4 separate regions of the Homo sapiens genome follow, and all the other regions are linked to region 1. A link is a contact called in ENCODE Hi-C or POLR2A ChIA-PET data. All regions are on one chromosome and are shown on one strand. Each heading gives the region's core, a stretch centred on a gene start or an enhancer-like site at or near the end of the contact. The rest is flanking DNA. Distances are from core to core; before and after follow the strand shown. Region 1 holds the start of EGR1 (early growth response 1). Region 2 holds the start of JADE2 (jade family PHD finger 2). Region 3 holds the start of CAMLG (calcium modulating ligand). Region 4 holds the start of DDX46 (DEAD-box helicase 46).

Region 1 (2,721 bases), core at 148-2,647:
TGCAGGCTCCAGGGAAAAGCGGCCAGTATAGGTGATGGGGGGCAGTCGAGTGGTTTGGCTGGGGTAACTGGTCTCCACCAGCACCTTCTCGTTGTTCAGAGAGATGTCAGGAAAAGACTCTGGCAGGAGAGAGAGAAGCGGGAGGCCTGGTTACTGGAAAGCAATCACTGGAGGACGAGGACGACCCGAGCTGCCAGGCAAGAGACCGGGCCGGCTACCATTGACTCCCGAGGTAGTTAATAATTGATAGCAGCACATTGCAATGTTCCTGGACCCGCACCAGTGGCAGAGCCCATTTCAACAACAGCTGACGCAAATACGGAGAATCCCCCTCCACTGCAGCTCGCAGCGCTCCGCAGCGGCGGCTGTGCGGGCGAGGGATTCCCGCCAGCACCCCCATGGCCGCGGCTAGTGCGCGCCCCCAAACCCGGGCTGCCGGGACATCCACGGCCAAGGATCACGGTCCTTCCTTGGGGACAGGCGGCAAGCAAGGCAAGGCAAGTCTTACTGGAGGTGGGGGGCGCAGCCCCGCTCATCAAAACAAGCCCTCCCCCTCCACCCACCCACGCAGCTCCAGAGCTCTCCATCCAAAACAAAAGCTCGGTCCTCTGCGCTCCGCTAGGGATGAGGGCAGGGGGTGGGCTGTGTGGGGTTCCTTGGCATCCCTCTAACACATGACTCTGGGGATGCGAGGAATGAAAGGGAAACCCGGCTCTCATTCTAAGATCCAGGAGCACTCCTGCGGTGAAGGACAGGACGCCAGGATGGTGGCGAAAGGGTTCCCCCTCGGCGTAGGCCACTGCTTACCTGCGGTCAGGTGCTCGTAGGGCTGCTCGCCCGTGTCCGCCTGAGGGTTGAAGGTGCTGCTGCTGCTGCTGCTGTTGCTGCCGCCCCCGCCGCCTCCACCGCCCCCGCTGCTGCTGCTGCTGCTGTTGCTGCCGCTGCCCTCTGGGGCCCCGGCGGCGCCGAGGAACTGGGGAGCCCCGTTGCTCAGCAGCATCATCTCCTCCAGCTTAGGGTAGTTGTCCATGGTGGGCGAGTGAGGAAAGGATCCGAACGGGTCAGAGATCTGCAGCGGGGACATCAGCTGCATCTCGGCCTTGGCCGCGGCCATCCTGGACGAGCAGGCTGGAGAGCTGGTGTCGGGGCGGGGGGGTGCAGCCCGGGGCTGGAGCTGCAGGGGACACAGTTGCGGGGGCCTGGCCGGGTTACATGCGGGGCGCGGGGAACACTGAGAAGCGTGCAGGCGGCGACCCCGACTCGCCCTGGGCGCGGGCGGGCGTGGACGCGCCGCGGCTGCGGAGGCTGGGGCAGGGGCCGGTCCTGCGGCGGCGGAAGCTGGCTGCGGCGGCGGATGGCGGCGGCGGCTCCCCAAGTTCTGCGCGCTGGGATCTCTCGCGACTCCCCGGATCCGCCTCTATTTGAAGGGTCTGGAACGGCACGGGTCCGCCTCCGTCGTGACGTACATGGCCATATATGGGAAGCAGGAAGCCCTAATATGGCAGGACCGGCCGGGAGGACCCGGAGTGACGTGAAGCCCCCCATCCGACAGCGCCCGGCACCTCCATCCTGCACCCTAGGGCCCGCGCCCGCGCCCGCATCCCAGGCGCCCAGGCTTCGGGGAAGCCTAGAGCTCTAGCCGCCGCCGGGGCCTCCGGGACCCGCGCAGCTCCGGAGTTCCCGCGTTGCCCCTCCCTCCGCCTTCTTCCCTCCTCCCAGAGCCGGAAGCGGCCGGGCCATATCGGGCCACTCCAAATAAGGTGCTGCCCAAATAAGGGTTGTTCCGGCGGGGGATCCTTCCTGCTCCTTATATGGCATTTCCGGGTCGCAGCTGGTTGCTCCCTCGCTCCCTCCCTCCTCCCTGGTTCCAAGCCGGGAGCCCGAGCGCTCGCGGGATCCGGGGACGCCCAGGCGGGGAGGGCTCGTGGCGTGTGGCGCTGGGCGCGCGGCTGCTCAGGCGGCTCCTAGGCGTGAACTAGGCTGGGGAAGCCCAGACCCAGAGCGGGGGCGAGGGCGAGTCGGGCCGGGGTTCTATCGCTGTCATCCAGGGCCCGCCCGCCCACCTCAGGGACCGTGAGAGCGAACCGGGAGTGCGGGGGAGGAGCGGCTGGGCCCGCCTGGGCAGGGGCCGCCCAGGAGAGGCGGGGCCTTGACCCCGGGCCTCGATCTATGGCACGGTGTCTTTCCGGGTGTCGCTGGGAAATTGAGGATAGGAAGTCACGGCCACTTGGTTCTTGGGACACTGTATAGCAGTGAGCTGCCTTGCCTCTGCCACCTGTCGGTGGGATGGGGCTGCTGGTGCCTGGGGTCCCCTGTGCTCCCCCGGAACCGAAAGGCTGTTCCCTAGTCCCCGCCGGCAAAGAGCCCACCTTTGGGGGACCGAAGTGGGGAAGCTGATTGCCCCAAGAGAGGCCTGATTCTTGTTCTCACCAGGAGATAATGGTCCTTGTGGTGAGGGGTCACTTTCCCCCCTTTATCCAGTCCAGGTGGAGGGCCGGCCCACACTGCGGGAATCCGAAAGAGGGGCTTCCCTATGGGCTGTCTGGGGACCCCGGGCTGGGCGCGAAGAGAGGACCGGCTTGGCGGCTCGGTGCTGCCCCCTGGAGGTTCCCTCTCCACTCCCAGCCCCGGACTCCGGCCGCGCGGGCTCTTCCGCCGCCTCCTCGCTCCTCCTCCCGGATGCGGCGCTGGGCGCGGAGCCAGGCCGGGGGAGCCTTCGAC
Region 2 (2,721 bases), core at 84-2,583, 3.9 Mb after region 1:
TGGGGACTGCGGATCCGTCCCTGAAGCGGGACGCGAACCGGCAGAGTTGGGAGAAGGTAAACAAGGGCCACGCCCCCTGCCGTCGCCCCGCGGGCGCGCACCCGCCGCTCCGGCCGCCGCCGGTACATTTCCACTCTCCCAGCGCCTCTCCCCAGCTGGACTACCGCGCGGCCCCGGAGGTGGAGGCTGCCCCCGACCCCAGTCCTCACCCCTGGCGCCGAGGCTCCGCACCCTCCACACTCACCTGGAAAGGGTGTCCCCCGCCCCTCCAAAAAAACTGTCTAATTTGTGCAGAGCCTCCAACCCCAGGAGCCGAGCATGCTGCCCCCGCGTGCAGCGCCCGCGTGCACCGGGCCGGGAGAGGGGGCGACAGGGCGGAGGCGGTGGCCCCCGGAAGGTGTCTGGGACCGGACCGGCTGCACGTGAGCCCAGCGCGAGGTCATGTGCACCGGCTCAGCCCGGTTCGGCGCCCGGACGTGCTGCGTATCAACAAAATGAAACTCGGGGAGACAGGAGGGCAGATAGCTCCAGGTTCTCGGAGCCCCCGCCCGGGCCGCTCGACCTCCCCACCGTACCCATCTCCCGCCGCAGCCCCTACGCCCGGCCGGAGCCCGCGGGGAAGTTGCAGCCCTGGCGCGCCCCCGCCCGCCCGCGCCCCCTCGCCGGCCCGGGGGCGCTTTGCCGCAGTCATTAATAAAGAAGGTCGCCAAGCTCACCCTTCCAAAAGTTGTTGTTGCATGCGCCCCTCTCAGCCTCCCCGCACTGTACTCTTTAAAACACGACTGACCAACATGCGCAATCTCTCTCCCCTGTGCTGTGCATCCCCCCCCTCTCCGCGCTGGCTTCCTAGAACAGGCAGCCAGCAGGAGAGAGAGGGAGCGAGCGAGCAAGAGAGAGCGAGGGAGCGAAGAGCGCTGGCAGATCTGTTGCAAAAACGCCAAATAACGTCGTGGAGATGCGCAGGGCCCATCCGCCGGGGGCTGGATCTTACCTTGCTCCGCGGTGCCCCCCTGACGGGCGCTGCCCTCGGCTACGCGCCGCTGCAGGGACCGGCGCGGGAAGGATGCTCCCGAAGCCGGGAGCTCCTGGGGCCGGCGCGGGAGGGCGGGGGGCGCGCATCCATCCGGGGTCGCGGCGAGGGAGGCGGCCGGGCCCGCGGCGTCCCAGGCCCCACGCCCCCCGCCGGGGACGGTCGGCCCGCAGGACCTAAGCCGGTGCCGCTAGGAGTGGGCGCAAAGTAACTCCATGGACGCTACTCACCCCCCCCAAAAAATAGCCTCCAACTGCGATGGCCGCGGTCGGCACCATTCACCAACCCCCTGTGTATGTTTCTGTTTCTTTTTAAACCAAGACTTCCTTGTGATCTCTTTAGAAAAAAAAAATGTGTTGGGGTGGGGGTGGGGTGGGGGCGGGCAGGAGGAGCGAGGGAGGGGGAGTAGCCACTTTTTTCTTATTCACTCGGATCTCCGCTCCCGACACCCCCGTCGCCGCCCCCCCAACCCCCCGCCCAGTTGTTTGGCTCCGGCGGGGAGTCCAGGTAGCGTTGCGGGCCCCGTGGGGGAAGGGTGCCCTCCCTCGCAGCCCCACCACCACGCCTGCTGGCACCCTGGGCCCGGACTCCCCATGGACTCTGGGGCGCCCCTAGCCCGCCCTGTCCCCAGGGCCGGGCCCGAGCGGCGGCTGCGCCCGTGCAAGTCCCATCAGGTCTGCTCACACTTCACACACTCACACACATACCCCGCCCCTCCACTCTTTCACTCACACTTTCTGCTCACACCCCGCCCCCTACGCGCCCCAGACCCGGGCGGCGCCCCCCGCAACCTTAAAAAAAAAAAAAAGCGAGCTTATACTTAAAAAAATCTTTTGGCGCCATATTAATGACGTACTTAAAATTTGCCATTTCTCCCTGCGTCAAAAAGACGTTTCTTTGCAAATAACAGCCTGGAGGCGACACTCGCGGAGGGAACGAGGTTTGCACTGAGCACCCCGCCCCCCGGGGCTCCAGCGCTGGAAGACCCTCGCCCTAGGCCCTGCTTCTGAATCGCTGGTTTTAAAATGCGAATCGAATAAATTGCGTGGCGTTTTGCAGCACCAGAAGTGAGCAGAAAGTGCTGGCAGGAGGGGAGTGGAGGGGCGAACGCGAGTCTTGGGGAGGGGGCGCGGCCCTCCTCCCCGCACCCACTCCAAATGGAAAACTAACATTCCGGGCGGGGGAACTTGAAATTGTAGGCGACCTCAAGAAAAGAGGGGCGGTCCGTAGAGAGGGTCCCCATTGGGCTCGTCGCCCCCTCCCCCCTCCCGGGTGCCTCCTGGCGCCTAGCGCTGCCCCGCATTTCCGGGGGGTGGAGAAGGCAGTGATGAGCGGGTGGGTGGGTGGTTGCACATCCTGGCCCCAGCAGGATTTTGCCCCGGGGCGACCCCTTCCTCCTTGCTCTTCCTTCCCATTACCCCGAAAGGGTTAAAAACCGAGGGGTAACTTCCAAAGGCTGGCACATGGCGAGGAAGCGGGGCGCCCCTCTCCCCACCCTTCGCCTCCTCGCCCCTCCTCCTCCGGCTCCACTTCCCGACTTGACCTTGTGGTGCACAAACAGTACGCTCGGATCCTCGCAGTTTCTGGAAGAAGAGCCTGCGCTCGCCAGGCGGGCGGGCTGTCGGGCTGCTAGCCGGCGGTGGCGGGGCCTTGGGTCTGTTCCCGGAGCCGCGGGCCACACCCACCCAACC
Region 3 (2,721 bases), core at 108-2,607, 3.7 Mb after region 1:
GACCCTGTCTCAAAAAATAAAACAACCTTTAAAGACATAAAATTTTCAAAGCAAAAGAACAAAATATAGAAAGTACCTCAGGTAAGATCATAAATAATGCTTTAAGAATAAATAGCCCGATAGAAAAATGTTTCTTCTATTGTTCTAGAAGAATTTGAAATGGTTTTCTTACCTCTCATTTGAACTGCCTAAAAGTTCAGAGCTATACACCTAAAGCCTTACAGAACAAAAGTCACAAAGATATAAGGAGCTTGCGACCAGTGACTAAAGGCCAATTACTAAAGGAAACACTGGAAACTTAGATAACACTAGGGCGCGCTAATTGCTCAATTATACTCACGTGAAATAAATTTTTTTTAAAGAAAATCATTGGACATGTGTTTGGGGGAGGAAGGAGGCGCTCTCCTTAGAAATGCAGCTCCAGACATCAATCACAACAATATCCCCTCATGAGGAGAGGAAACTCTCAGGTGTGCACTTCGCACTTGCTGGGTCTCTGAAGAATGCTCACTCTCACTTTTCCCACCTTTTCTAGCCGGCCCGTAGGTGACAGTGTTGACGGCACTGAACACAAACACTAGGATATGAGCACAAGAGTCCCTGATACACGTAGGATGAACTAGCGGGCAGTTCAGTAAAGACAGGCTGATGTGGGCGGACAGGAGTTACACAGCAAAAGGCAAAAGAAGGTAGACGCTAGAGAAGGCACTGTAAGGAAAAGCACTTGGAACCTTAAGAAGGAAAGCCATCTTCCTAAGGGGAGCAGTAGACATGACAGTCTGGGGATACAACGTGCGCCCTTCAAGAAAGGCGAGGAGTGGCTAAGGAAAAAAGGGGCTGTTCAACGTAACTGGGAAGAGGGAGTGAGAGCTCTGCAGGCAGGGTGGGGAAAATCTCACGGCGAGGCCCCGGGAAAATTGAGGGGAGCGACTAGGAACATCCTGGGGTTCAGGGATGAGAACTTGGGATATCACCGAAGGGGCGGGACAGAGAGGAAATCAAAGAGCAAGGCTTGGTCAAAAAGGTCAGAGGAGTGGAGGTGGGAGAGGGAAGAATGACCCTGAAGATTCAAGGTGATGGGCGGGAGACTGAGGGGAAATCGAGGCTCTTACCCGCGCCGCTCCCGGGCCTGTGAAAGCCCATGATCCGGTTGATGCGCTGTTCCGAGTTCATGAGCAGCTTTCTCCGACGCAGCTCCGCCCGACGCTGGGAAGCCGACAGACCTGAGCCCGCTGGGACCCCCGGCCTCTCCCCGCCGTCGGTAGCGACGGCCATCGACTCCATCCTCCCGTCCACAGTCTGGGAGGGGTGGCAGTGGCGGTGATGTTGGCCGCCGCTGCGAGGGCGATGACTAGAGGCCGGGCCGCAGGGCGCGCGTCCCCTTCCCACTATAGACCCGCCCCCGAGCGCGGTCCCGGAGCCTGTGAGCTAAGCACTCACGCACCGCCCCACGCGACCAAGCGCGAGGCTCTGGCCGCCATCTTGAGTGAGGGCAGCGCTGGACGCCCTCGTGCCTCCCCAACTCTTCTGGCCCTCACCCAACAGCCCCCTCTGCTGTTCACTCGGAGGTGAAGAAAACCAGCACCCAGGGCCGGGAGTGGTGGCTCACGCCTGTAATCCTAGCACTTTGGAAGGCCGAGGCGGGCGGATCACGAGGTCACGATTTCGAGAGTAGCCTGGCCAACATGGTGACCCCCTCCCCCCTCCCCCCACCCGTCTCTACTAAAAATACAAAAACTTAGCCGGGCGGGGTGGCGCGCGCCTGTAATCCCAGCTACTCGGGAGGCTGAGGCAGGAGAATCTCTTGGACCCAGGAGGCGGAGGTTGCAGTGAGCCGAGATCGCGCCACTGTTCTCCAGCCTGGGCTACAGAGCGAGACTCTGTCTCGAGAAAAAAAAAAAGAAAGAAAAGAAAACCGGGAGTGGGAAAGGGATGGCAGTAAGTAGGTCAGCCTAGATTTGGTGCCAGGAAGCAAAATGGAGGTTGCAGCGGCAGTCGCTTGTTTACAGACCCGCGGCCTCGCCTGTAGGCAATGGGAATACGTAACCCTGGGAGCCGCACTTAAAGGGAGCCTTACGCTGGGATTTGTTCTTGGTGCCTGTTCCTCATCCTTAACTTCTCTACGGCAAAGTATACGGCTGATGTGTTCCTAGGCTTTCCTCGCGTTTTGTGCGTTTTTATTCAAATTAGAATTTCCCATTGAAACCTTTCGTGCACATTCTATCTAAATTGCCAACACTCCCCATTCCCCTTCACCTTGTTTTTTCTCCTTGTCGTTCATGACCACCTCGCATGCTAAAGATGCTCCAGCCTGGGCGACAGAACGAGACTCCGTCTCAAAAAAAAAAAAGGAAAAGAAAAGAAAAAAACAAAAAGGCCGGGAGCGGTGGCTCACGTCTGTAATCCTAACTTTGGGAGGCCGAGGCAGGCGGATCACCTGAGGTCAGGAGTTCGAGACCAGCCTGGCCAATATGGCAAAACCCCGTCTCTACTAAAAATACAAAAATTAGCCTGACCTGGTGGCATGCACCTGTAATCCCAGCTACTTGGGAGGCTGAGGCAGGAGAATCGCTTGAACCTGGGAGGCAGAAATTGCAGTGAGCCGAGATCATGCCACTGCACTCCAGCCTGGGCGACAGAGGGAGACTCCGTCTCAAAAATACATATATAAAAGAAATAAATAAAATAAAATCAGAACAAATGACTGGGCGCGGTGGCTCA
Region 4 (2,721 bases), core at 163-2,662, 3.7 Mb after region 1:
TTGGAAGCAGTAGAAACCAATGGAGACTAAGTCAGGGGCATGCCATCATCTTATCTCTACTTCAGAAGTGTCACTCTGGCTGTAGTGTAAGGGATCTAACAATTAGGAGAGCAACAGAGGAAGACAATCAATTCAGAGAATCAATTTAAAACAGATGTAGTAGTCTGGACAATAAATAATTAGGGCCTCAATTAAGTCAGGGACAACCAGAATGGGCAAAGGATGTAGAATCTAACAGGCTGTGGGTAGTGAGAGAGAAGAATGAGTCAAATAAATATCACTTTCAGATTTCTGGTCTGGACAGCCTTCCGGAGATTTAAAACACCGTCACAGGAATTTTCTGTAGTTAAAGAAATATTTTTTATCTTCATCCAGGTGATGATTACACGGTTTATATATTTGCTAAATTTCATCAAGCTTTACCCTTACGTTTTGTCCATTTCCCTGATTGTTAATTGTACCTCAACAAAGAACTGTTAGCACTAACAACAAAAGCCTTCATTGTTCCTAGACATAAAATATCTTTCAGTCATTGCTAAATACATAGCAAATAGTCATTTTTAACATAAAAATCTCAAGGTTCCTAACAATCTATCAACAATCTAAAGTTGTGATGAGATCTAATGAGTTCTAATAAGAGCTCATAGTCCACAACTTCAAAAGGACAGAAAAGCAGGTAACAAAGTTACCTGCTTAAATACGAAATCTATTTGCGAAGTAAATGCCCACGCAACAAGTATTTATTGTAGCCCAGTAAAAGCCTAGTCGTGTATAGTGCTGTCGATGCGGTAAAAATGTCTGCCCACACGCTCCTTTCAAGTAACTTGGGAAAAGATCATACGCGCACAAAGAACTAAAATACAGAATGACAGGAGTCGAGGAAATGTTGGAAACGCGAAGCAATAAGCAATCCAACTGGGATCACTTCTGACTGAAGTAATCAGGGCAGGCTCCCTTGAAGTGGCGGGATGTGGTGCCCAATCACTAACGTCCTGGAGGGTTGTTCCCGCTCCAGGGGCTCGAACCCTCTGATGGTAGTGCAGGGGAAGCCGTCGCTGGCCCAAACACAACCATTCCCTCAGCCGAGGTCCCCCAGCCCTTCCAATGCTCGCGGGGCAGCGCTGACCGCACGTGGGGCCGCGCCAGGCCTGGCCCGGCGGCCACCTCAACTCCCGCCTCTTCTCACGACCCCAAGAAGCCGCTCGCCCGCTAGCCCGCTCGGCGCTCTGCCTCACCGTGACTCCCGACCCATGCTGCCGACCGCGGGAATACTGGTGCCCTTGAGTACCACGCACAGGCGAACCGGACAAACAAGGAGGCTGAGCTGCCCTCAACGCCCGGCAAAGACCAGCGCTAAACACTAGCAGCACCTACAGCTGTGGCGGCCATCCCAGCGCGGCCAACGAAAACAGGACGTGCTGGCGCCGGCAGCCGAAGGAAGAGAAAAGCCGACCGGAAGCTGCCGCTCTTCCACAGCGCCCCACCTCGACTGGAGGACGCACAGCGCCGGCCCCATCGAAAGGTGATGCCTTCGCCCCGCCCAGTCTTCCCGGCGCCCGCACCACGCCCGGCTGATTAGTGCGATGGAGCGCAGCGCGTCAGCCTCGCCGGCCCGTGAGGGTGTTTCGCGCCAGAGCCAAAGAGGCGTCCTGGGCAGGCTGATGTCTGCCTTAATTTGCGCTAAATAATGCGGCAACTTTCTCCGTACACGCTCTTTATTCATGTATACATTCACTCATTTATTTATGTTGTCATATGCCAGGCTTGTGCTAGATCCTGGGGAGCTCACAGTCTATCCGGGAAACAGATGACTAAAGCCAGCACAGTGGCTCACGCCTGAAATCCCAGCACTTTGGGAGGCTGAGGCGGGAGGATCTATTGAGCCCAGGAATTCAAGACCTGGGCAACGTAGCCCTCGTCTCTGCAAAGAAAATAGTAATAATAATAGACTTGACTAAAAACACAAGCAGAAGTAATACAGCAAGGAGAGTCCACCATTGGAGACGGATTCAGAAAACACGTTTCCCTTGGAAGTGAACTCTGAGGTGAGATTTGAAGACCCGGTAGGTGTTAACCTAGTAGAGAACAAAGAGCTAAAAATACTTTGGCAAAAGATTAGTTCTCAACATTGCTTGCACTGGGAAGCTTAAAAATAAAACAAAAAAACAAAAAAAGGGCCAGCCATGGTGGCTCATGCCTATAATCCCAGCACTTTGGGAGGCCGAGGCAGGAGGATGGCTTGAGCCCAGGAATTCAAGACCTACCTGGGCAACATAGCGAGACCCTCTACAAAAAATAAGCAAAATAATTAGCCAGGTGTGCTGGCACGCCTGTGGTTCTAGCTACTTGGGAGGCTGAGGTGAGAGGATCATTTGAGCCAGGGAGGCTGAGGCAAGAAGATTACTTGAGCCCAGGAGTTTGAGGCTGCAGTGAGCTATGATGACTCCAGCCTGGGTAGCACAGAGAAATCTCATCTCTAAAATATTAGTAAATAAAATAGAAGCCTGGGTTCCACCCCTATGTTCTGATTTAATTGGCCTGGAGTGCTTCTTGTGCACTGGGAATTTTTAAGCTTCCCAGGTAATTCTGAAGTACAGTCAAGATTGAGAACATTATTCGAGAGTTTGGGCACCAAAAAAATGTATATGTATTGTCTCATGCAACACACACAGAAATGTTGAATTTTTTTTGTTTTTTTTTTTTGAGACGGAGTTTCGCTTT

Evidence for each region. Hi-C counts contacts between places; a loop is a spot of excess contacts on that map. ChIA-PET counts read pairs that join two places held with the same protein, here RNA polymerase II (POLR2A). Pooled maps may share reads with other maps.
Region 2: a map of CD8-positive, alpha-beta T cell shows a loop between it and region 1 (19-fold over the local background). The contact joins the promoter of JADE2 here to the promoter of EGR1 in region 1. A Hi-C loop is called at or near these places in 2 of 168 maps with a recorded cell type or tissue (CD8-positive, alpha-beta T cell and naive thymus-derived CD4-positive, alpha-beta T cell) and 8 of 50 pooled maps.
Region 3: a pooled map shows a loop between it and region 1 (11-fold over the local background). The contact joins the promoter of CAMLG here to the promoter of EGR1 in region 1. A Hi-C loop is called at or near these places in 5 of 50 pooled maps. POLR2A ChIA-PET finds 5 or more read pairs at or near these places in 2 of 52 experiments (H1 and HEK293T).
Region 4: a loop to region 1 is called in a pooled map, with 10 times the contacts of the local background. The contact joins the promoter of DDX46 here to the promoter of EGR1 in region 1. A Hi-C loop is called at or near these places in 5 of 50 pooled maps. POLR2A ChIA-PET finds 5 or more read pairs at or near these places in 2 of 52 experiments (H1 and HEK293T).

The regions. Positions count from the first base shown.
Region 1 is chr5:138,464,155-138,466,875 of GRCh38, reverse strand. It overlaps EGR1 (early growth response 1), which reads right to left and starts at 1,397. Exons shown (of 2, transcript NM_001964.3): 1 at 808-1,397; 2 at 1-119. The coding sequence starts at 1,114. RefSeq lists silencers at 1,144-1,353, 1,444-1,793, 1,804-2,203, 2,524-2,721 and enhancers at 659-1,498, 1,499-2,339, 1,412-2,611.
Region 2 is chr5:134,524,282-134,527,002 of GRCh38, reverse strand. It overlaps JADE2 (jade family PHD finger 2), which reads right to left and starts at 1,333. Exons shown (of 12, transcript NM_001388185.1): 1 at 992-1,333. LOC124901070 (a long non-coding RNA gene) reads left to right here and starts at 1,401. Exons shown (of 3, transcript XR_007058942.1): 1 at 1,401-1,537; 2 at 1,920-2,097. RefSeq lists silencers at 1-863, 874-1,133, 1,164-1,243, 1,374-1,593, 1,614-1,663 and 1 more.
Region 3 is chr5:134,737,184-134,739,904 of GRCh38, reverse strand. CAMLG (calcium modulating ligand) reads right to left here and starts at 1,357. Exons shown (of 4, transcript NM_001745.4): 1 at 1,113-1,357. The coding sequence starts at 1,284. RefSeq lists an enhancer at 1,720-1,769.
Region 4 is chr5:134,757,470-134,760,190 of GRCh38, reverse strand. DDX46 (DEAD-box helicase 46) reads right to left here and starts at 1,412. Exons shown (of 23, transcript NM_001300860.2): 1 at 1,236-1,412. The coding sequence starts at 1,252. RefSeq lists an enhancer at 1,148-1,637.